Regions from separate parts of the Homo sapiens genome. Here all the other regions are linked to region 3. The links are chromatin contacts, found by Hi-C or POLR2A ChIA-PET in ENCODE. All regions are on one chromosome and are shown on one strand. Each heading gives the region's core, a stretch centred on a gene start or an enhancer-like site at or near the end of the contact. The rest is flanking DNA. Distances are from core to core; before and after follow the strand shown. Region 1 holds the start of ECHDC1 (ethylmalonyl-CoA decarboxylase 1). Region 2 has its middle 68 kb from the start of CEP85L. Region 3 holds the start of HSF2 (heat shock transcription factor 2). Region 4 holds the start of CEP85L (centrosomal protein 85L). Region 5 holds the start of NCOA7 (nuclear receptor coactivator 7). Region 6 overlaps DCBLD1 (discoidin, CUB and LCCL domain containing 1). Region 7 holds the start of TRMT11 (tRNA methyltransferase 11).

Evidence for each region. A loop is a pair of places that touch in the nucleus more often than their neighbours do. ChIA-PET counts read pairs that join two places held with the same protein, here RNA polymerase II (POLR2A). Pooled maps may share reads with other maps.
Region 1: a pooled map shows a loop between it and region 3 (7-fold over the local background). The contact joins the promoter of ECHDC1 here to the promoter of HSF2 in region 3. A Hi-C loop is called at or near these places in 4 of 50 pooled maps.
Region 2: a pooled map shows a loop between it and region 3 (4-fold over the local background). The contact joins the enhancer-like site here to the promoter of HSF2 in region 3. A Hi-C loop is called at or near these places in 4 of 50 pooled maps.
Region 4: a map of naive thymus-derived CD4-positive, alpha-beta T cell shows a loop between it and region 3 (4-fold over the local background). The contact joins the promoter of CEP85L here to the promoter of HSF2 in region 3. A Hi-C loop is called at or near these places in 1 of 168 maps with a recorded cell type or tissue (naive thymus-derived CD4-positive, alpha-beta T cell) and 9 of 50 pooled maps. POLR2A ChIA-PET finds 5 or more read pairs at or near these places in 1 of 52 experiments (T-cell).
Region 5: a loop to region 3 is called in a map of CD8-positive, alpha-beta T cell, with 5 times the contacts of the local background. The contact joins the promoter of NCOA7 here to the promoter of HSF2 in region 3. A Hi-C loop is called at or near these places in 3 of 168 maps with a recorded cell type or tissue (CD8-positive, alpha-beta T cell and naive thymus-derived CD4-positive, alpha-beta T cell) and 8 of 50 pooled maps.
Region 6: a pooled map shows a loop between it and region 3 (5-fold over the local background). The contact joins the enhancer-like site here to the promoter of HSF2 in region 3. A Hi-C loop is called at or near these places in 4 of 50 pooled maps.
Region 7: a loop to region 3 is called in a pooled map, with 11 times the contacts of the local background. The contact joins the promoter of TRMT11 here to the promoter of HSF2 in region 3. A Hi-C loop is called at or near these places in 6 of 50 pooled maps.

Annotation. Positions count from the first base shown.
Region 1 is chr6:127,342,359-127,345,336 of GRCh38, forward strand. It overlaps ECHDC1 (ethylmalonyl-CoA decarboxylase 1), which reads right to left and starts at 1,251. Exons shown (of 6, transcript NM_001002030.2): 1 at 978-1,251. RefSeq lists enhancers at 536-1,409, 2,284-2,978.
Region 2 is chr6:118,717,872-118,720,845 of GRCh38, forward strand. No RefSeq gene overlaps it. Among named protein-coding and RNA genes, the nearest start is that of CEP85L, 68 kb to the left of the region's middle. RefSeq lists an enhancer at 2,123-2,172. Within about 2 kb of position 1,725, at least 5 of the 41 ENCODE cell types and tissues checked have a DNase peak (open chromatin) inside an H3K27ac peak, as active enhancers do.
Region 3 is chr6:122,398,031-122,401,127 of GRCh38, forward strand. HSF2 (heat shock transcription factor 2) reads left to right here and starts at 1,622. Exons shown (of 13, transcript NM_004506.4): 1 at 1,622-1,800. The coding sequence starts at 1,708. RefSeq lists silencers at 1,358-1,677, 1,948-2,067 and an enhancer at 1,918-2,417.
Region 4 is chr6:118,650,226-118,653,174 of GRCh38, forward strand. CEP85L (centrosomal protein 85L) reads right to left here and starts at 1,366. Exons shown (of 13, transcript NM_001042475.3): 1 at 972-1,366. The coding sequence starts at 1,044. RefSeq lists silencers at 750-1,059, 1,260-1,719.
Region 5 is chr6:125,789,710-125,792,533 of GRCh38, forward strand. NCOA7 (nuclear receptor coactivator 7) reads left to right here and starts at 1,251. Exons shown (of 16, transcript NM_181782.5): 1 at 1,251-1,358. RefSeq lists silencers at 1-83, 674-1,513 and enhancers at 537-1,037, 1,038-1,538, 1,734-1,833.
Region 6 is chr6:117,546,028-117,549,112 of GRCh38, forward strand. It overlaps DCBLD1 (discoidin, CUB and LCCL domain containing 1), which reads left to right. Exons shown (of 15, transcript NM_001366458.2): 15 at 1,880-3,085. The coding sequence ends at 2,412. Among named protein-coding and RNA genes, the nearest start is that of GOPC, 55 kb to the right of the region's middle. RefSeq lists enhancers at 1,504-1,593, 2,144-2,203, 2,214-2,263. Within about 2 kb of position 1,729, at least 19 of the 41 ENCODE cell types and tissues checked have a DNase peak (open chromatin) inside an H3K27ac peak, as active enhancers do.
Region 7 is chr6:125,984,865-125,987,968 of GRCh38, forward strand. TRMT11 (tRNA methyltransferase 11) reads left to right here and starts at 1,676. Exons shown (of 13, transcript NM_001031712.3): 1 at 1,676-1,758. The coding sequence starts at 1,687. RefSeq lists enhancers at 899-1,729, 1,707-2,196, 1,730-2,559.

The sequences.
Region 1 (2,978 bases), core at 1-2,500, 4.9 Mb after region 3:
GTTTCAATGCCATGCTTCTTCACAGGCTGGCTTCCCTTCCTGGAATGTTAATCATTGCAGGAATCCCAGCTGATTATACAGTCGCCTTTCAGGCCAGAACCCAATAAAAAATCAAGAAAGGATCGCCCGTTCTATTACTGCGCTGCTCCCTCCCCTCGTAGATTTCACAAATATACTTCTCACCACAAGCTTGTCTGTTCCAAGAGAATGCTAGCTCTTCTAAAGAAGGAGCCCTTTGTTTTCCTTGCCCTTGTCCAGTTCCTCTGCATACCTCTAGCACCTAGAGCAACAACTGCTATACAGGAGCCCAGATGTGGAACAGAGCAAAGAACTGAGTGTTGATTTAATGTTGCCTGAAGTCCTTAACAGCACCTTCAACCTAAACTTAACTGTGTTTTTAATCCCCTACACGTGTAATCCCTGTATGTGTGCGCAGCGTTAAAAGGATTATTGTAGCTCAAAAATTCTCCAATGAAAGAACCTCTACCAGAAAGGAGTTGCTCATCTTTCGTTCTTGAAAAGTTGGCTGCACGATACAAGTAAGAAAAGTTTTAGTTAGGCAAGACAACTTATACATAAAAGACAATTATAGGGAACATTACCTAACTTAGCACAGGGCCTCGAATGTATTCCGAAATTAAATCAGCATGTAGAAAGCAAGCCTCCTCATGCTTTTTAAAGTGTAATCTCGCGACCTCGCGGCGCGCTCTGGGAAGACCGATTCATCTCTTCCCCTCGCCCTCTTTCCCCGGCCGGCGCACAGCCGGCCCGTGGCGCTCGGCACCGCGTCTCCACGTCCAGCGCGGGGCAGGCCTGCGCGGCGCTTGCAAGGGACAAGCCGCGGAGCCGGGGAGGCTCGCCGTCTGGGACACGTTTGGAGAAGCGAGCGGTACAGTCCATTCCACGGCGACATTTTAGGATTCTCCCACTGACAACACTAAACTGAAGCGCTAAGACCAACCCTTACGACCACTTACCGTCGCAGGCCACGGTGGTGACTTCCTTTTCCGCTCCCCTACACACGCTTTTCCGTTTTGCGTGCCTTTGTTTCCGCTCCCCCCGGGACCATCGTGCGCCCCTGTCCTCCGTTCTTGTAGGTCCTCTCCTCTTCTCCGCGTCTTCTCTTTTACTATCCCACGCTCTCCTTTCCTTTCTCCGGGAACTTTATCCCGTTCCCCTGCCGGTTCCCGTGACCCCGGAAATCCCGCTCCTGCCGCGAGGCGCCCTCCGCTTCGCGCTCCCTCGTGTCACGAGGGAGCCAGGGTGGGCGGTCTCCTATTGTACTTGGCTTTTGAATTTTCGCTTTTGCAGCACAAAGGTAGGGCTGGGAAAGGAGGCTGCCGAACCGTGCTTGTTTTCGCTCAGATAAACGTGAGAAAAAGTGGAGGTGAGGAAGCCAGTGTAGGCAAATAGCGAGAGGGGAGAAGACAGAAAGGTACCGAAGGTCGACCTTTTTTAGGTATCTTATCCAAGTTATTGAGGGGAATGGGTATTTAGCCAGTTTTTTGTTTGTTTGTTTTTATCCGAATATCCAGTGTGTGTCTTGAATGTGTGAATGTGACGTGTTTATAAAGCTCAGTAAGCTTAAAATTCCGTGCCAATACATTTTGTATGCCGCAGACAGGAAGTGCTTTGGAAGACCCTTGAAAGGGGAGGTGATTTTACACCAATATTGAGATCATTTTGTCAGAGTCGTGGGACTAAAGGTAGACCTTAGGTAGTCGATGTCAAAGATAAGCGCAGCTGGACGTTAAAGCGGTGAAAACATTCAGTTAACTACTGACAGGAAAGAGCTGAGCTCTATTTCGATTCGTGCAGAGATCATCTGGGCATTTTTAAAGGGACGTTTTAAAAGGAGAAAGGGGATATGCGGGCGCTCAGTAGAGAAAGTGAACCTACAGAGTTGTTAGTGTAAATGTGATTAGGCCAGCTGTGTGTTTGTGTGTGCGCGCGTTTTAACAGTTACCGCAGGATTCTATCCTCCTACGGAGGATTTTATCCTTCTCGATTACATTTCAAAGGAATGACTCTCTGGTCCTTGAGAGAGAACTTCTGAGTGGCAAGAAATAAGTCTTTACAATTGCAAGCCCTTTAGTAAACGTTCTAAGAAAGGGATGTCAGAGACCTATCATCAGTTGTGTGCTGGTTACATCACGTAGTTAAGCTTTCTGAGGCAGTCGCCCTGGGCACAGGGCCTTATGCTGCTAAAGCTTGCTAGAGTTTGGTCAAGTCTCTGAACGCAGGGGTTTAGATGGGATGGTCATGTTCCTGGAGTTCTGCAGTGGTCATAGGTATGATTTGAATAAGTACAGGGAATATTCTAGTCGGAGGAACAGAATGTGCCAACGCGCCGAACAGGGAGGATAGTTTTACGATACGGAGATGTGTATGATAGGGAATAAGTGGGAGCCCAGTTTGGACTAATTGGAAGAAGTCATTATTAGAAGTACTGTATTTAATTCTAGTTTGTTATAAAATGAGACTCCAAGATCACTGAGCCATTTCACTGAGACTCCAAGATCACCCCAATGCTAGGCTAATCTCCATGGCGCCTAGATCTATGCCCACTCCATTCCCCATGTTGGTCCCCATAGTTTCAGGCACCAGGCTCCAACACCAGGTTGGGCCCTACAGCCCCAGTCTCCAGGTTGGCACCAGTGGATATAGGCTTTAGGTCCACTGACTGCTGGTCCCTACAGCCCCAGGTTCCAGTGAACCCAGGTTCCAGGCCTGCTCCAACAAACCCAAGGTCCAGGTCTACCCCAGTAGACCCTGGCACCAGAACTACCCCAGAGGGCCTAGCCTACAGGCTACCACCCACAAACCCAGCCTCCATGATGGCCTCTGAAGAATCAGGCTTTAGGTCTTCCCCAGCACCAGACTAGACTGCTAGACTGATGTTCCACTTTTGTCCCCATGGACCCAGGCACCAGGCCCATCTGAGAGGTTTCTTCAGTTTTATTTTTCAGTAATAACTT
Region 2 (2,974 bases), core at 475-2,974, 3.7 Mb before region 3:
TGATTTGTGTTCTCAGAATCACATATTCCCGGACCGCTCTGAAACCCACTTTCCTCTTCTGTAGAACAGCACTGAATATACCTCGCCTGCACCTAGTGTTCCTTATCTTAAAAGGGCCACCAATCCCAGCACTTTGGGAGGCAGAGGTGGGAGGATCATTTGAGCCCAGGAATTTAAGACCAGCCTGGGCAACATGGCAAGACCTCATCTCATTTTTTTAAAAAAGGGAGAGGGCACCAAAATCAGCTTCGGGACCCCCAAATCTGGATCCCACACCTGACTTTGGGAGTTTGCTTATTAATCTCATTATGTCCTAAAGTAAAGACTTCTGCCTAATTTCATGTAACCTAATGTTTCCTCTTGAGTGGTAGTAGGATAGCACTCTCTCTTTCCTAGTGAGCAGTCTGTCACACAGGAGGAAGATGACAGGTGACAGAGGTCACAGTAGTCCTCATATCACCCAGCTTCTCCCAGCCCCCACATGTCCGCGTGCCTTTCCCCCAGCCCCTGCCTCTCTAGATATTCTCTTCTTAAGGACATTTCATCTGGCAGGTGAGCAGGTCTCAAAGTTCCCGTTTCAGTTCCCCAGACATCCTTTGGAAGTGAGTGTCCTTTCCAGAGCTTTTATGTCACCTCCTTGTCACTCTCAATTAGAATCTGCTGGGCATTGCCTGAGCTCCCAGAAAGAACTGGGTCCTTTAGGACATAAAGAGAAATGGAAAAGGAAACTAGGAAGAAGAGCAGAGGTGGGTAAGCGACATTGTATTTATGCCAAGGGAACACAAAATGGGTGTGAGTATAACACAGAACCAGGTGTTCATAAATTTTTGTATGGGAGTGAATTGGCATTTTTTTCTTAGCATTCAAGTTTTAGGAGAAGAAAGGAGACCCTAAGCTTCTTGTGAAGAAAGGACTGCCTTCTACCCGCCAGGCCTGTTTTGGATTCCTGAAAGAGAAGAAAGGTTGCAGGGTTGGACCTGGTTAGTACTTGGATGGGAGAGAGTAGAAAGGCTTGTTCTTGGGCTTCCCACCTCCCACCAAATGTATCCTACGTACCTCACCTCTACGGAGTGACCGTCCAAACCTTAGAGTAGGGACTTGGCGAGAGGTGGGGGCATAGAAGCCTGTGGCATAAATGGCAAGTACGGTCTCTCTGTGTGATCAGCATGGGTCAGTCTCCTCCAAACATATGCTTTGGAAGTCCCTGTTGTGGTGAAAAGAGCCCTGCATGGAGTTCAGAGGGCATCTTGAGTCACAGTCCTGTCACTTACTGATTCAAAACATGTGATGGCTGTGCCATGATATTTTCTATTCCACGTACTTTTATTTCTTTTTTTTCTTACTGATCCTGGCCATTTCCTGGACTCCTCTGAGACCCAGTTTCTCCCTGTTCATAACAGGATCGTGACACCTGTTCATTCCCTGTGCTCAATTGTTGTTGCAGCTGAGTTCGTGATGAGTTGAGAGTCTGGGTCAAGGACATGGGGTGTTCAGCAGGCATTAAACATGAACCTCCCAGGGGGGCTGAGCATTGTCAGTCCACCTCCCCGCCCATCGCTCAGACCAGGTCTTGTCACATTTGCTTCCTTCAGCTCTGATTTCACAGCTCAGGGTAGCTGGAGGTCACAAGGCCCCTAGGCACCCACAAGCCTCTGATGTCCAGCGTGGTTCATGTGTGCTTTTGCCACAAGTGCCTGCAGCGGCATGAGGCAGCTGGAGGTTTGGCTCAGTGGATGCAAGAAGGAACACGAAAGCAGGGTTGTTTTGGTTTGGGGTTTAGATTTTCTCCCCTTTGTTCTTTCACTCAAGAAAGCATTTGAGTCTGGGCCTATCTTCCTGGCTGATTTCTTGTCAGAGTCTACTATTTTTGTTCTTGTCTCACATGACTAATGTTCTTAATTTCATTTCACTTTAATTTTTTCCTTTTGAACTCTCATCTCTTCCTCTTCTGATCTGATCTCCTTGCTCCACATTCCCATCCTTTCCCCCTTTTCAGTCCCCTCAAGTCCTTTTGAAAGCTTCCACACAGATAAGCAGATTCATCTTTCTCAATACAGATTAGGGGCAGCTCCTCTGAGGGGGGGAACCCCTCCATGCAAACATCTGCAGTTGCCCTGTGGGCCCCTCTGGCTCAGACTGTCTTACTATAAAAATACATCTTATACCATAAGCCAATGCACACGGGTGTAGGTAGAATTGCAACAATATTTAGCCTCAAAACATGTGATGGCTGTGTCACAATATTTTCTATTCCATATACTTTTATTTCTTTTTTCTTTATTCTTTTCCTCCCTCTCTCCCTTCCTTCCCTCCTTCCTTCCTTTTTCCCTCCTTTTCTTCTTTCTTTTCCTCCTCTTCTTCCTTTCTTCTTCTTCCTCTCTCTCTCTCTTTCTCTCTCCCTCACCCACTAAACTCATCTCAGGACTCATTAGAGTCATTAGTGGATTGTGACTTGTACTTTGAAAACCACTAATTTAGGAGCACTGTCTACCTGCCCTGGGGAAAAGGCCCTTTGCTTTGTTTTCTGAAACACATATTATCTGTATATAATGAGAATCCACTCCCCACCAAACAGATGAAATTTAAATACTCCTGGGGTGAACTGAGAGGTAAGGACAAAATGACAACAGGTCTCCAAATTGTGGAGTCATCTTGGGGTTCAGGAAGTTGGGATGATTGCTCTGATGCTTTGAGCTTCCCTAGTTCCTCTTATTATGATGCCCCGGTATTTTCTAGCTACCTCTCTCTTCTCCCCGAATCCCTGCAAAGAAAGTTCTAAGGAAGGAACTTGTGGTAAGCAGAATAATGGCCCCCAAAGATGTCCATGCCATAGTCCCCAAAACCTGTGAATATGTTTGAGATGTTAATGGCAAGAAGAAATTAAGGCCGAAGATAGAATTAGCATTGCTAGTCAGCTGATCATGTAATGGCAAGAATATCCTGGTTTATCTAGTTAGGACCAATGTAATCACAA
Region 3 (3,097 bases), core at 372-2,871:
ACAAAACATTTAGCTCTTTTTGTATATATTGAGTGCTGATCACTGTGGTCATATTGTTTCTTGAGTTTGAATATAAGCATCTTGAGCTTTGAAACAGTGTCATCATTGTACAATGGAAAGGGCACATACTTTTGAGCTCAATAAAGCTTGGGTGTAAATACTCTCCCATTTACTTGCTGTGACTGAAGAAATTAATCAACTTTTGAGTCTCAGAATCTTCTCTGGGAAAATGGGATAATAAAACCTAGTTCATTGGGTTGTTGTGAGGATTCAATAATATATGTAAAGCCCTTGGCATATATAAGGGCTCATCAAATATTACTTCCTCTATCACATGCATGCCTCCATATATCTGATTTTGCTTCAGCCAACATCCCAGTGCTGAGCACAAAGGCAGCATTCACTAAATACTTGCTCATTGGAAGAGATATACATATATCTTCCATTAAATGATAGATATATATTTAATGTACTATTTTACATTCACCCAAGAAGTAAACCAATCCTATGTTGAAGTTTTGTATGTTATCTCTGACTTGTTTGTAAGTTTTTGCCTTCACATGCTGACTTTTGTAAAAAAAAAAAGTCGAATTTTGTAGACTTCATATTTTCAAAGCATTTGCACAGCCATTATAGTATTAAAGACACTCTTAGTGGGTAAAAAGATAGATCTTATTCCCAGTCAAGAAATGGAAAAAACTGGCACTGGTGGCTAAGGAATTGTTCTAAATGACAGAACCAGTGTATTTTAATATACAGAAAAATGTCCAAGAGGCTTTATCTAAACTGAGATCTACTGACTCCTTTTCCATTGTTTTTTCCACTATACCAATCTCTTAGGCAAAAAAGACTATATCTGTAAAGTATACGCAGGAAAAACTATTTTAATTAACTAAAATAGTACAAATGAGTCTATTTCTTTTTATTCTGGGTACAGAGTAGGCACTTGATGACTGGATTAAAAACAGCACATGATATATCAATTGCAGTTCCTGGTTTACAGTTTTAAGTAATCGAGAGTGAGTTATTTAAACTGCTCTTTTTGATAAACATATTTTAAAGAGGGCTTTTTCTCCCAATGAAAATGTAAGAACAAGTTTCATTATTTTTAAGACAATTTCAATTTGGGGCCTAGCACATCATGCTTGAGAGCTGGTTTTTTCCTTATGCAAATGGATCCTTTCTCTAAACTGGTGCAAACCACACTTTGCCTGCCAAACTTATGACTCAAAGGCCCTGAAGGGTTTCTGTAGCCTCCCAGCCACAGCCCAGAAACCATAAGCTGTTTCCACGTGAAACATCCAAACACGGTCTCCCAAGCCTAAGTCTGCTACCATCAAGGCTTCTGTATAAAAGGCAAATGAGGAGGCAGCGCCCCCTTCTGCTCCCACCCCCTTCTGCTCCCACCCCCTTCATGTCAGCAGCAGCCAATCGCTTTTCTCTGTCGTGCAGTCGGCTCCTGGGATTGGCCAGGGACGGGACAGGCGCGGAACCACTGCGCGCACAGGCGGAGCGCGGAGACTTGTCCGTCACGTGCGGCCGCCCGGCCTCTCGGCCTTGCCGCGCGCCTGGCGGGGTTGGGGGGGCGGGGACCAAGATCTGCTGCGCCTGCGTTGTGGGCGTTCTCGGGGAGCTGCTGCCGTAGCTGCCGCCGCCGCTACCACCGCGTTCGGGTGTAGAATTTGGAATCCCTGCGCCGCGTTAACAATGAAGCAGAGTTCGAACGTGCCGGCTTTCCTCAGCAAGCTGTGGACGCTTGTGGAGGAAACCCACACTAACGAGTTCATCACCTGGAGCCAGGTACGGTCAGGCCACGGCGGCCTCTGAACCCCCTGAATAACCGCCTCCTCACTCGCTCTCCTGCGGGGTGGTCTCTCGCGGCCTTGCGGCTCGACGCTGTCTGCGAGGCCCGCGGTGCGGGGCCTTGGCGTTCAGCCTCGCGGGGGACCCCCTGTATTGTTCGCTCGGGGAGCCGCGGGGGCCCGGCCGGCAGCGCCGCTCTCCTCAGGCCGCGGTGGGGGAGGGGCGGCCCGCGCGGGGCGTAGCGGCCCAGGCAGCCCCTTAACGGTCCGGTCCGCGTTCGGAACCGGCCCGGCGTCGCGAGGGGAATCGGCGAGCCGAGGGCGCGGGAGCCTCTTTACTGCACACTCATCCTCCGTCCTCCCGCCCGGCTCAGGGGTTACAAATCGCGGAGGGGACAGGGAGCCCAGGGCCAGGATCATCAACGTGGGGCTTTATAGGAGGCGATCTTTACCTCAGCGACCGATCACCCCCAGTTCCCCCAACATTGCTTTGCATCTGGCATCTTTATGTGGAGAGCAGTCAGGGCAATAGACATACGTTCAAACGCAGGTTACTGCTTATCAGTTGGTTTTAAAAATATATAGAAATTAACAAATTATTCTTTTGAGATTCTGTGCTATTTGTATAATGGGATTATTAGGATTGTTTTAATAAAGTACTAATAGGTGGTAACTTAGTAGTTACTAAATTTCGCTGAACAGTTACCAGCAGAGGGGCATATCGATGTGTTGATTATTGGTTTGATCTCAACTCTGCTTCTAAACAAGCATGACCTTAGTCCAGCCCTTTATCTTGTCTGGCCTAAGTTAAATCTTTCATAAGATGGATGGGTTGCCTAGGTGACCCAAGACCTATATCAGTCCCAAATACAAGATTTTAGGCAGAATGATTATTTACATCCACAGTGCATGTGCATTAGAATACACTCCTAGGCTGTTGGAATCATTTTTATGAAGGAAAGTGGTTAACTCTTATTGTAGATGATCACCTATTGAGGCATATTTTCATATGTGTAGTTCTTGAGAAGAATAAGTGAAAACTACCTGCATAGTGCCTGGCACCTGTTAAGTGCTGAGTAAATGTTATCTCCCGTCCTCCTTTCTTTCCTGTTCTCCTATTATAGGAACTCTTAGTTTTATTTACTTTTGTCTTAACAGGGAGTGAGCACCATATTAAGACCCTGAAGTTTTGACTTCTGTAATACCATAGTTTGCCTTGTGTTATTATTTGTTCTTTTTTCCGACTTCCTTCTAGGATTTAATTTTTGTGTGTTCTTTATGAGCAACTGAGTTAT
Region 4 (2,949 bases), core at 116-2,615, 3.7 Mb before region 3:
ATTGTTTTTTCTGCGCAGAATGTCCATATAACTCAGTTTCTCAAAAGGCCTCAAAACTCAAGATTAAAAGTGCCTGGAAAGACCATCATCTTTAGAGAACATATCACAGGCAACCCAAGACTTATTTTTTATCCCAAGTTAGGGGAGGATTTATCCTAATTTTGTGGCTCCTACACAACTTCTGAGCGACGCAAGCATGAAATGGCTGTCCGATACAAACAGACCCCTTCAGATACGGAATGCAGCAAACCCCTAATTTTCCTTGAAGGGGCCACGGAAAGCCAAACGGATTCGTAACCCGGTTGCTCAATGGTCCATTGGCTACTGCAGGACGCGCCCTCCTCTTACGCCGCAGGGGCTGCGGGGCGGCGACCAGGTTCCTCCGAGGGGCTGAAGTTCCCTTGGGGGTGGCTGAGAGCGGCCGCATCTCTGGCAGCATCCTCCCTCCCGAAAACGCGCCCTAAAAGTAGCGGCTGCGGGCGTGGGCACAGCCAACCCCAGCCTGCGCCTACCAGAAGTCGGGAGGGCGCGGAACTGCGGCCCCTCCGAGACGCGCCCGGGCCGCCGCCGCAGCACTGTCGCAGCGACCTTCCCGCCCGGGTCCCCGCGAGCAAACGGGCAAGCCCCGTTATCACGCAGGTCACACACCCCACGAGTAAAAGGAAAAAACCGGGCAGACAATAAAGCCCAACCCGCGGGGGCCCAAGCGAGCTGGAAGTTGGGGGCGCTGGGGCTGCAGCCCAAGGAGGAGCGGCGGGGACGACGGGATGCGGGGCTGATGCGCCTGGGACGCGGCAAGCCATATGTCAGCCCGGGTGCTGACAGCGGGGAGGACACTGGGCACGCGGCGGCGTCGGGGAGGCGGCCGGGGTAAGACAGGCCTGAGGCGGGAGGGGAGCGGCGGCGAGGTCCCGAGGCGCCGCGGTCGGCCGTGACCCCCACCCCAGCCGGGGCGCTGTCCCGTTCCTTACCGGCAGGGAAGCTGCGGGCTCCGCCGGGGCTATCCCGGCCGCTGGCCTCCGGAGCCAGGAAGCGCCCCCACATCGCGGGCGAGAGGGCCGGGTGGGCCAGGGACGCCCGACTCCTCACGTCCGTCCTCCTGCTTCTTCGGCGGCGGAAACTTGCGCGGAGCGTGGGCCTCGGCGACACGGGCAGGAGGAAAGGCGGGATGGCTGGTTAACGGCTGCTCAGCTACGGGCGGGGAGCGCAGGGGCCAGATTCGCCGCACTGCCGGCGCCTGCCATGGCCAAGCCGGCTGGGCTGAGGCCCGCGCCGGGGAAGCGGCGACTCGGCGGTGACGGCTGCTAGATCCCCGGCTGAGCCCAGGCTCAAAGGCTCCAGGCGAAGTTGCAGCTGCGGGTTCTCTCCGCCCCCTCCGCCGGCAGAGCCAGAGCCGGGGCTGGGGCCGCGAGGGGGCGGGGCCTCGGGCAATGACTTCAGGCGTGCGCGGCGCCGCGCGGGGCGGGGACTGCGGGGGGCGGGGACTGCGGGGGGCGGGTGAGCTACCCCGACCCCGCTTCGCCTCCTTGGCGGCGACTGGGCTGTCCCGCCCTCCCGCCGCATCCCTCTGTCTCCATCCTCCCGCCCTGCGAGTTGAGTAGAGGGCAGCGACTTGGCCTATTTTGCGATACTCGCCCCTCCCTTGGGTAATCCCTCACGCCCTCCCTCCGGGCACCTCTGTGAAGACACGTGGAAGACCTGCCCCTGGCGTCACAACCGCTCGAGATGAAAAAGCCAAGCCAGGGCGCGGCTGAGGGGGCTTCCAGCCTCCCTTGGAATTAGGATTGGGATTTAAATCCTCATCTGTATTCCTTCGTTTATAGATTACTTTAGGGGCAGAAAAGGGGTGGTTTTCCTTTACTAATTTAATGGGGGCGTGGGGGCAACACAGGCACCAGAATATAGCACCGGGATGTGCACCGGAAAAGGCCCGGGGGTAATTAGTACCCGAGGGGGAGAGGGGCCGTCATTGTAATCGCACAACGTTTCAGATTAGCAAGCAGAAAGTAAAAATGGCACCAAAGTCTGTAAAGGGAGCCCTTTCCTCCTTGCCCCCTACTCCTTCACGTTCTTCCTCTTCTTGGCCAGTTTCCACCCTTCACCTGAACCCTTAGTGCAGGAGGAGACGTCCTAAGGAAGGGCGAAAAGGGACAGCATCGTTTTATTTTTAAATCTTACTTCTCACTGGCAATATGGTGATGCTTCCAACGTTTAGTTACGAACTAGTTCGTATAAAAAATTCTGGGCCAGCACTGTGGTGGGAGGCGGGCTCTGCAGTAGGCCCATCACTCAGAGGTAAGTCGGAACGCAGGTCGCTTAACTAGAGAGGCTTTGAGTTCCGCTTTTCCTGTTCTGGAATCTTGCTAACAAAGGCCTCATATTTGCATTTTTCCCTTAAAGACATTTTAATTGGGAAATACTACTTAAAATTCTTGGAAGTTAAATTAGATTTAGGTGTGTGTTCTATCACTTACCACATCCGTGTTGTAATTTATCTGATTGGAGTTTTACATTTAGTCTCCCTGTGGTAGACTTCCAATTATTTCTCCAAATCATGTAATGTTAGCCAAGGGTCAGCTGTTTCTGATGATAAAAAGATACAGAAACATGAAAGACGAATGTGATTGGTTCCTTTTTATTATTTTAATGTGCACTAGCTCGTTTTATCTAACACTTGAAGAGGATAGATTTTTTTAAGTCCCAAAAAGAAAATTAGCAGAAGCTATAGCACTATGTATAGATTTTTTTTTCATGCTTTGTAGTTACCACAGTCTCAGGAACAGAATTTTTGAAATTCATTTGTGATGCAGTTCTAAGAAGTGTATAAAATATTACAGAAATATCTTGGCCTTTGCGAGTTTAAAATACACTTATTATTTCAAAACTGCCAATTTCCTAATTCTAAACAGTGTTTAAAGAAAATCGTTTACTCGGGTTTTCTACATCTTT
Region 5 (2,824 bases), core at 1-2,500, 3.4 Mb after region 3:
ATGACCACCTGCTGCTGAAATGCCAAAGCCACCACTGTTAACGCTTTGCTCCGCCTTCCAGAGAGGTTATTACAGCTTAAGCTGCGTCAACAACCCAGAGGAGGCTGCTATCTAGTTTATCTGTGTGGAAGGCCTGTAACACACTGTTAACAGAGTAGTTGCAGGCCCTTCCTTGGGATATTTTTCTGCGTATAAGAGTGAATGAACTCCACGGCCAGATCCTCCTAGTCATGTTGCAGTGCTGGTCATGGGACCGCAGAGGGAACAGCACCCAACTGGGGATGGGGAGCTCACAGGCACAGGCCCCGCAGCTGATGCAAACCTTCCCCCTCCAAGGTTCTCTCGAGTCTCTGCCAAGAGTCGGCTGGAGGGCCCAACTGCTATGTTCTTATTGCTGTAATGACTGCAATTTGGCAGCATCCAGGATGGTGTACCGGGAACGGGAGGGGGAAGGAGATGGTGGGCCCCTCTGTTAAACGCAACGCCAGAAGGGACACAGGATGAATTTATTGTGGCCATCGGTCCTGAGCTGGAAGGAAAGTCAAAGGGCTTTAAAGCTGGGGAAAAGCTCTAACTCCTGCTCTGCTGTCAAAGCCTTACTTCCCACGAAGAGTAGGGGCCAGGCGGGCCAACTGTAAGGGGGAAGCGGCCCGGGGTGAGGTAAGAGGACCCTCCTAGGTGCCGCTGCCAGGCGGCGGTTCGCTGGGGCAGCAAGGCGCCCGCACTCGGGAGGCGCCACAAAGGGCCGAGGCCTGCGGAGGCCGCACGCGCAGCTCTCCGGGGCGGAGCCGCCGGGATCGCGGCAGCGGAGGCTGCAGCAGCCGCGGGTAGCCGGGGTGCCCAGCCTCCCAGCTCGGAGGTCGCGGGGGGCGGGGAGGATGCCGCAACTGCAGTCCGAGCGGCAGAGCCCGGCGCGAGCTCCCAGGCCCCCGCAACCGCTGTGAGGCGCAGCGCGCGCCACTGGCCGGGAGGAGCTAGAGGCGGGCGTCTGCACAGCGTCGCGCCACCCGTGACTGCCCGCCTTCAGCCGGGCCCGGGACCCCGTAGCGGCCCATGCCCTGACGGGGGGCGCAGCTGCGGGGCTGGCGAGGCGTCGCGCGTGGGAAGAGGCCTAAGACACCCCGACTGCGGCGGCTGCGCACACCCGATCCGGACGCGGGGCCCCGCGGGCGCGCGCCTCGGAGCTCCCGCCTCCTCCTCTTGCTCCTCCTCGGCGTACGGTCCTCCCCTGACCCCTCCTTCCACCCGCCGAGAGGATGCGCTCCCCGGCGCCCAGCAGCAGAGGCCACCGCTCCCAGAAATGCATGCGACCGATCCCCTTCTCCCGGACCCCAGGAGCCGGCGCCCCCGCCCTGTAGGTAGGTGGTGAGGCGGGGCCCAGCCCTCGCCGCCGCCCGCCGCTGATGCTGCCGCCGAGAGGCCGCGAGCAGGGTCCAGGACCGGCCAAACTTGCCTCCCGCCGGGGGCTCGGTGGAGCGCTCGGAGGTGTGCTAATGGCGCTGGGCGTAGCCCCCTGTGAACCTGAAAACCTCTGCTTGAGCTCGGGAGGCCGAGCGGGGGCGAAGGAGAGATTGACCCTTCCCCGCCCACCCCTTGGGGGGCTCGTGGGGGTGCGCGCCAGTACGAGAGTGGGGAGGACAGGTTGGCATGGGGCTTATTTGGGGAGAAGACCGTTGGATTTTCAGCAGCTCAGGTGGAAATATGTCACTGTGTTTTTCCGGCTGGATTAGCAGATGCGTTCTTCCCATCTTTCTAGCCAAAACATGTAGACAGGCAAAGGGTTATTAGTGGCATGTAGAAGTCGCTGTGGATTTTTGTGTATTTCAGAGCTAGCTAGTTGGTATATAAAATCGATGGGGCAAACCCTTACCGTCAACACGTTAGGGCCAATTTAGAGAAGGTCCTTCTAGAAGTCAGATTATTCTGGAGATCGATGAGGCTGGGATATTGTTGTGCTGAGTATTTAGGAGCCTCTGCTTACGTGAAGGGATGTGTTTTAAGAGTGGCAACTTTGATACAGGTGTCGGGAGTTGAGATTCTGCTGGAAAGATGTACCGGGTCAGCCAGCAGAGGCAGCCTTGTGCCCAGCCTAACTTCCAACTCGATGTTATGCTCTGTATTTCTCAGAAACTGGTTATGTATTAATGCTTTTTTTCTCCTCTAGGTGTAAAGTTTATACATCAGAGCTTTTGGCAAGATTCCCTCTTCCCAGACTATCATTTTTTATTTTATATTCAGCAATAAGGCTTAAAGTTTTGAAAAATGCATCACTGTAAGCTCCAATTTTATAGTCACTTAGGTATAGAGATTTGGAGAAGTGACTCAGTATAAGCTCAAATAGGACAGAATCTTGAATCTGTTTTTTTTTAAATCCTGTAATCTTCTGCATCTTATGCAGAATAAGTACCCATTAGTTATTTGTTGAATGAATGAACTGTGTTTCAAGCTTTCATCTAAAAACCACAATTTAGAATCACAGAATTGTTCTGTAGCCGGTGAAATTTAATTGAATTTCAAAAATTGCCTCTTTGTATAAATAGGCAAACTCAGTTATTTTAACATTTATATTTCAATTCTGACATCTTTAGGACCATATGCTATCTTTCTGTAATATGTCATCAAGGTTATGAGGTAATTCTCCCCAACTCTTAAGTTCATTTCATGTCTAAGCTTGCAAAATTTCCAGTCTCACTGGTAATCATGCCAACTTCAACTGTGCTCTCAAACACAATTTAAAAAGTAAAAGTCGTGTTTTAAAGAAAATTGTAAGTTACGCCAGAGGAAACAATGATTTGGTTAATAAGTGATGTATTCACTTATTTTA
Region 6 (3,085 bases), core at 479-2,978, 4.9 Mb before region 3:
CGAGCTTCCCAAACCATCTATGGGGAAATGCTTTTTGTTTCTTTTTTTAAAATTTCTACTCCATCATGAATGAATACACTGTAAAATGCAATATAAAATACTAGTAATAAGGAAATTTTAAAGATACAAAATACAAAGCTCTAATTTTTTATTATTAGATTCAACAGACATAAAATTAAGAGTAATAAAGAGTAACTAAGAGTAGTTTCTTGACACTTAGTCTCAATTTCTGCACCTGTCTCTATGGCACTGCTAAAAACAGCTCTCAGATACATAGGACTCTGTGGGGCATGCTCTGAGTAGCACTGCGCTCTGGCTTCTCCCTCCTCACGTGCAGCCTGAGGACCTGCAGTATAGGCATCACCTGGGGGCTTGTTAGAAAGGGAGGCCATAGAACTAGAAGCTCCCAGGTGACGCCTGTGCACATCAGTGACTGGGAGTTGTCAGCCTAAGGGTTGGTTGAGTCACTTTGTGGACAAGGAGAGCATCCTCTGCAACCAAAATCCATCCTCTTGTTCCTTGGAAGTGACATGAAGGGAGAACCTAATTTCTGTTGTCTTATGCCTTTCATTCTCCTTCAGCTTCTAATTCAGTCTCTCCTCCCTCCTCCCTGAATGATCCTCAGGCTCCTTAAATGTGCAATGACCCGGGTTCTGTCTCACCCCCACTCACCACAGTCTCTCCCCTAAACAGTCCCACACCCTCCCCAACTTCCAGCAGTGCCCTTCCCTGCATGTTTGTCCATGCTGCTTCTCACACCCAGACTTCCCTCTCAGTCCCCAGTCCATAATTCTCAGCAGCCTGCTGGACACCTCCACCTGCAGATGTCACCCGTTCCTCAGCAACCACAATCGAATCCATTGTTCCTAACCCTCACCACAGATGCTCTGTGCATTCCTTGTCTAATGGCTTCTCGACTGCACATCCCAGCCTCAAAGAGTCCTTGCCTCCCGGCTTTCCTCACACCCCACCTCTCATTGGTAACAAATTCCTGATTCCTGTCCCAAAGGGTCACTTTTCCTCTTTCCTAGTTTGTGACTTCTATGTGCATTTCTCTTTGCTTTTTTACCTCTCACTTTTTGATCTTTTCCTCTTGGGTCAACCTCCACAGTTACCTCTGAAAGTGCCAGTCTTTCGTTTCCCATAGAATTAAACCAGACTTCCTAGCAAGACAATCAATGCTTTTCCATGCTCTAACGCGTGGCTAACAGCATATACTCAGGATGTGCGTTCGAATCCTACTCCATCGCCCCATTGTGTGACCTAGGAAAAGTTAGTCTCTCTCTGCCTTGGTTTCCCATTTGTAAAATGGAGTAACAGTTCCTACCTCGGGATTTTTTTGAAGATTATTAACATCTTGCTATTGGAATAGCGCCTGGCAAAGAGTAGGAGCTCTATAAATGGGAGCTCCTGGCATCATCCTCACTGTCACCACTAGGCCCTGACCTGTTGCTTTGGTCCTCATATCCTATTAAACAAACTACTCTGTGTCCCTCATACTCTGGCCATATCAACTCTATTTTCGAGGCTGTTTTTTTCTCCATTTCCACACTGTGTGACTTCCACCTCCATAGCTTCTCCAGAGCCAGTTTCAGAGCCACTTCCTCCCTGAAGTATGTCCCCATGCCCCAGGACGTCGTCGTCGCCCCCATCTCTGAGAAGACCCTGCGAAGCTTCCTGAGCAGGCGGTGCGGTTGTGTACTGCCTGCGGGTGGCTTCTGTGGCTTTCACATCAGGGTTTTCCGCAGTGCCTGGGACACCTGAGGGCACCCGGGGGGAAAGTCAGTCACCACGACCTGAAGCAGAGTATCCCCGTCTGCCACTGACAGGCCGGCCCGTGTGTGGTGCCCGCTAGCTGCCATCTGTCTTGTGGTTTCAGATTACCAGCAGCCCCTCATGATTGGCACCGGGACAGTCACGAGGAAGGGCTCCACCTTCCGGCCCATGGACACGGATGCCGAGGAGGCAGGGGTGAGCACCGATGCCGGCGGCCACTATGACTGCCCGCAGCGGGCCGGCCGCCACGAGTACGCGCTGCCCCTGGCGCCCCCGGAGCCCGAGTACGCCACGCCCATCGTGGAGCGGCACGTGCTGCGCGCCCACACGTTCTCTGCGCAGAGCGGCTACCGCGTCCCAGGGCCCCAGCCCGGCCACAAACACTCCCTCTCCTCGGGCGGCTTCTCCCCCGTAGCGGGTGTGGGCGCCCAGGACGGAGACTATCAAAGGCCACACAGCGCACAGCCTGCGGACAGGGGCTACGACCGGCCCAAAGCTGTCAGCGCCCTCGCCACCGAAAGCGGGCACCCTGACTCTCAGAAGCCCCCAACGCATCCCGGGACGAGTGACAGCTATTCTGCCCCCAGAGACTGCCTCACACCCCTCAACCAGACGGCCATGACTGCCCTTTTGTGAACACAATGTGAAAGAAGCCTGCTGTGGTACTGAGCGTCGGGCTGTCACAAGGCACTGGAAGAAGGGAGCCTGCTGGTCCAGAGTGTGCGTGTGTATCGGTGTGTGTGTACACTTGCATGTGTGTGTGTGATCCAGTAGGATCCTAGAGACAACCTGTCATACTGTTTACAAAATTGTGCAGCTGGTTTCGTGCTGACCCTTAGGGTGCGTCTGTTGGGTTTTGTTGGGCTAGAAAAATGAAAATTTTCAGATGGCGTTTTCATTCCTCTGACTGATATTGAGCTGCTTTGGTGTTAAAGGTGTAATGTGTACAGAGTTGTATTTAACAATAATAAAAGTAACTTAAGTTTGCTCTATCAGATTTTAGTTCTGCACAGAGGTTAAGTGGGAAAATGCAGCTGTTGCAAAATGTATATAAATAGTATGTTCATTTTTTTCAGTATATTATCTGATACTGTGTTAGCAGCAGGTCTGCTTAAACCTAGTCTTGTTGTTATTGAGTCATTTCCTCTCCTTTGATAACTAGAACTGAAAGCATTTTTAACATTCTTCTCCTGGAAGAAATGAATTACTTGAAGCATGAAAAGCACACCAGGGTGGTTGTTTATTTAGCAATTATGACTGTAGATTTAAAAACAAGCAAAGAAACAACACCTCAGCAGCTGCCCGTTTC
Region 7 (3,104 bases), core at 426-2,925, 3.6 Mb after region 3:
TTCTCCAGGCCTTGTAGTCTCATTTGTCTCTATATAGCATCATATTAATCCAGGCATGAAAATCAGCAATTCTTTGATATTCTCTATAAAGTTGCCCCATCAAAATTCCATATTAATTTTGCTGAAGATTTGACAAGTTCTGGGGATGGGGCATATCAAGTACTGCACATCATTTCCCCAACATCTCATTGGTTTTCTGTCCCAACCTTGGCCTCTCTTCTCAAATAGTAAACAACTTTTCTTGTCTCAAAGTACTTTTACCCCCTTTTCTGAAGTTTTGGGGTCAAGAGACAGCTATGCTTCTCAGAGTCACTTAGCACAAGTGAACTTGAGACATATTCCTAACAAAAACAGATCTCTTGCTAACAAAAATTCTCATGTGATTTTCTTAAGAAAAATGTCAAGTGCCACTTATTGGCCCCATTCAATATGCCAGATGTTATATTCAACACTTTATGAACATTATTCCACTTAATCCTTGTAACAATCCTTTGCAGGAGGCAGTGTGTTTTTCCATTTTTAAAAGAAAACTCAAGCTCGGAGAGGTTAAGAGCATATACATGGTAAATGGTGGAAGTGAGGTTTGAATCTAATATTGACACCACAGCCTATGTTCTTAATCACTACCACTGCGCATCAACTACGTTTCTGGCACATGCCGCTGGGGATATGCCAGATACATACTCTTTTGCACCTTGTACAATACCACAGAGAAATGCAAAATAAATAATTTTTAATAGGGCAAAGGGCTCGGTACTCTCAAAAGCAGAAATAGCCCAGAGGGAGGGCTTGAGCCCGTAATTCTAGCACTTTGGGAGACTAGGGTAGGAGTATCCCCTGAGACCAGGAGTTCAAGGTTACAGTGAGCTATGATTGCGCCACTGCACTCACCTGGGTGACAGAGCAAGATTGTCTTAAAAAAAAAAAGTCACATATATACATAGAATATGCAATTAAAATATATTTCATAAACTATCTGCTATGAAATCTGTGCCAGTGTGAGCTTTCTCCAAGTTTTAATTTATGGCTGGCTGTGGATTTAGTCCTGAGTCTAACAAATAACACAACCTAATAATTATTGCCTACTTTGAGGAAGATATTCTTTTGGTTTTTGTTAAGAATAGAGTGAACCATAAAAGATTATATCAGACCTCAAGAGTTTATTATAATTGGGTTATAAGGCATGTGCTCTCGAAAAGTTGTTACATAAATACGAAAAATATACTGTTAAATGACTGGCCCAACTAAATCAGTTCCCAAAGCTGTGCTGGTTAGACAAACCTACAAGGAAATGGTGAAATTTCCAAGGAAATGGTGAAATTTCAGTCCAATTTTGAAGAACAGGTTTTGAAGGGCTGTAGAGAAAGCTGGAAGCACACTCCAAGTGGAACGATAACTTGGAAATATACTGTCTTATTATCACAGGCTGCTCCTGAAAGCCACGCGTCCCCGCTCACCAGCTACCAGCGCTGGGAGACCCCTAACCACCAGGCATTCACAGGTGAGGAAGCCCCTCCCACAGCGGCCGGAGTTTCGGACTCGGAGCGCGAGAAACGTCGGGATAGCGCCTGCCTCGCAGAGCTTCCGCTTCCGGCCCTTCAGGCTCTGTCTCTGTGGAGACTGGGCTTTGGGAGGGAGAAAGAGGGACCTAGCGCGGGCCGCGCAGGCGCACGGTGGGCAGCTGCAATGGCGCTGTCGTGTACCCTTAACAGGTATCTGCTCCTCATGGCGCAGGAGCATCTGGAGTTCCGCCTGCCGGTGAGTCCGTAGCGCCCTCCGGAACTTCCGACGGAAGAGGACGCTGGAGTGGAGTGGAGTGGGTGGAGGTGATCTGCATAGCCCGAGGAAGCTGGGATTCGGGGGTCTTCGCTGGTCTGCGCGGGTCACGCGTCCCCAGTCCTCGGGCGGGGTGAGCTTGGCGGAGGGTGTGTGTGAGAGAAGTCCGAGACCAAACCCCTCGGCCTGCTTAAACTTTTCATTCTTTTGCCCGTGTATCAAGTACCGGAGTTAGGCAGGTGAATATGACCGGTCATCTCACTCCCGGAGCTCTTCGTCTAGCGGAGAATAGAGACAGCTAACAAATGCTCAGGCTGGTGTTTGAAGTATTGGAATCTGCGGATCAAGCTCAGTGGAGGGGATGGTGGTGGGGATTAGATGATGGAGAAGTTGAGAAGAGTGTTTTATTTATTCAAGAAACGTTTTCAGAATGCATGTAGTCGAAGATCGGTACGCTGGGCATGTAACGATGATGTAAGCAATCTCTGCCCTCTAGGAGCTTACTGTTTAGAGTAAGGGCTGAGCAGACACATAGGCGTAGAATGACAAAAGAGCGTCGGTAAGTGCAGTGATAGATGCACATGGAAATATGAGAGCACGTGGAAGGGAAATCTAATCTACCTGAGGGGTTGGGGATGTTGGCCTTTAAGAGGGCTTCCAGAGGAGATGACACTTGAAATAAAGGATGAATAGGAGTTAGAGGGCCAAGGAGATAAATCAGTAAATTAGAATTACAAGGTGTTCATTATTACTGGATCACTAGTTATGTGGCAGAGTGGTAAGAAGAGAGCAAGGGAAGTAGATCGAGGCCAGAAAATGAAAACCTTGAGTACCCTGGAGCTTGGAAGGGGGATTTATTGAAAAGCCTTAAGTAAAAAAGTGACCACAAAATTAAATCAGTTTGACAACACTATGGAGGATGGATTTGAAAAGAATAAGACTTGAGCCAGAGACTAGGAGTCTGTGGGAATAGTCTTGTTAATAGATTAAGAAGGTCTGACCTAGGGCAAGGAGTAAGAGGATGGGATAGACTGGGAAAATATTTAGGCCATACAGTCATTAAGGCTGGATTGATTGAATATGTGGGAAAGGGGCACCAGTCAGGTATGACTCCTGGGGTGTATATAGGTAGGAGTGTCTCCATTTAAAATAGAGAACATAGGCAGATGTAAGATTTAAATTTTGTTTACACTGAATTTGATGTGGTTGTGTAACATCAACCTGAGATGACCAAGAGGCGGTGGATATATGAATATGCATAGAGTATGGCAGAGTGATCTGGACTAGTGATAAATATTTGGGAGTCTTCTTCATATGAAAACTAGGAG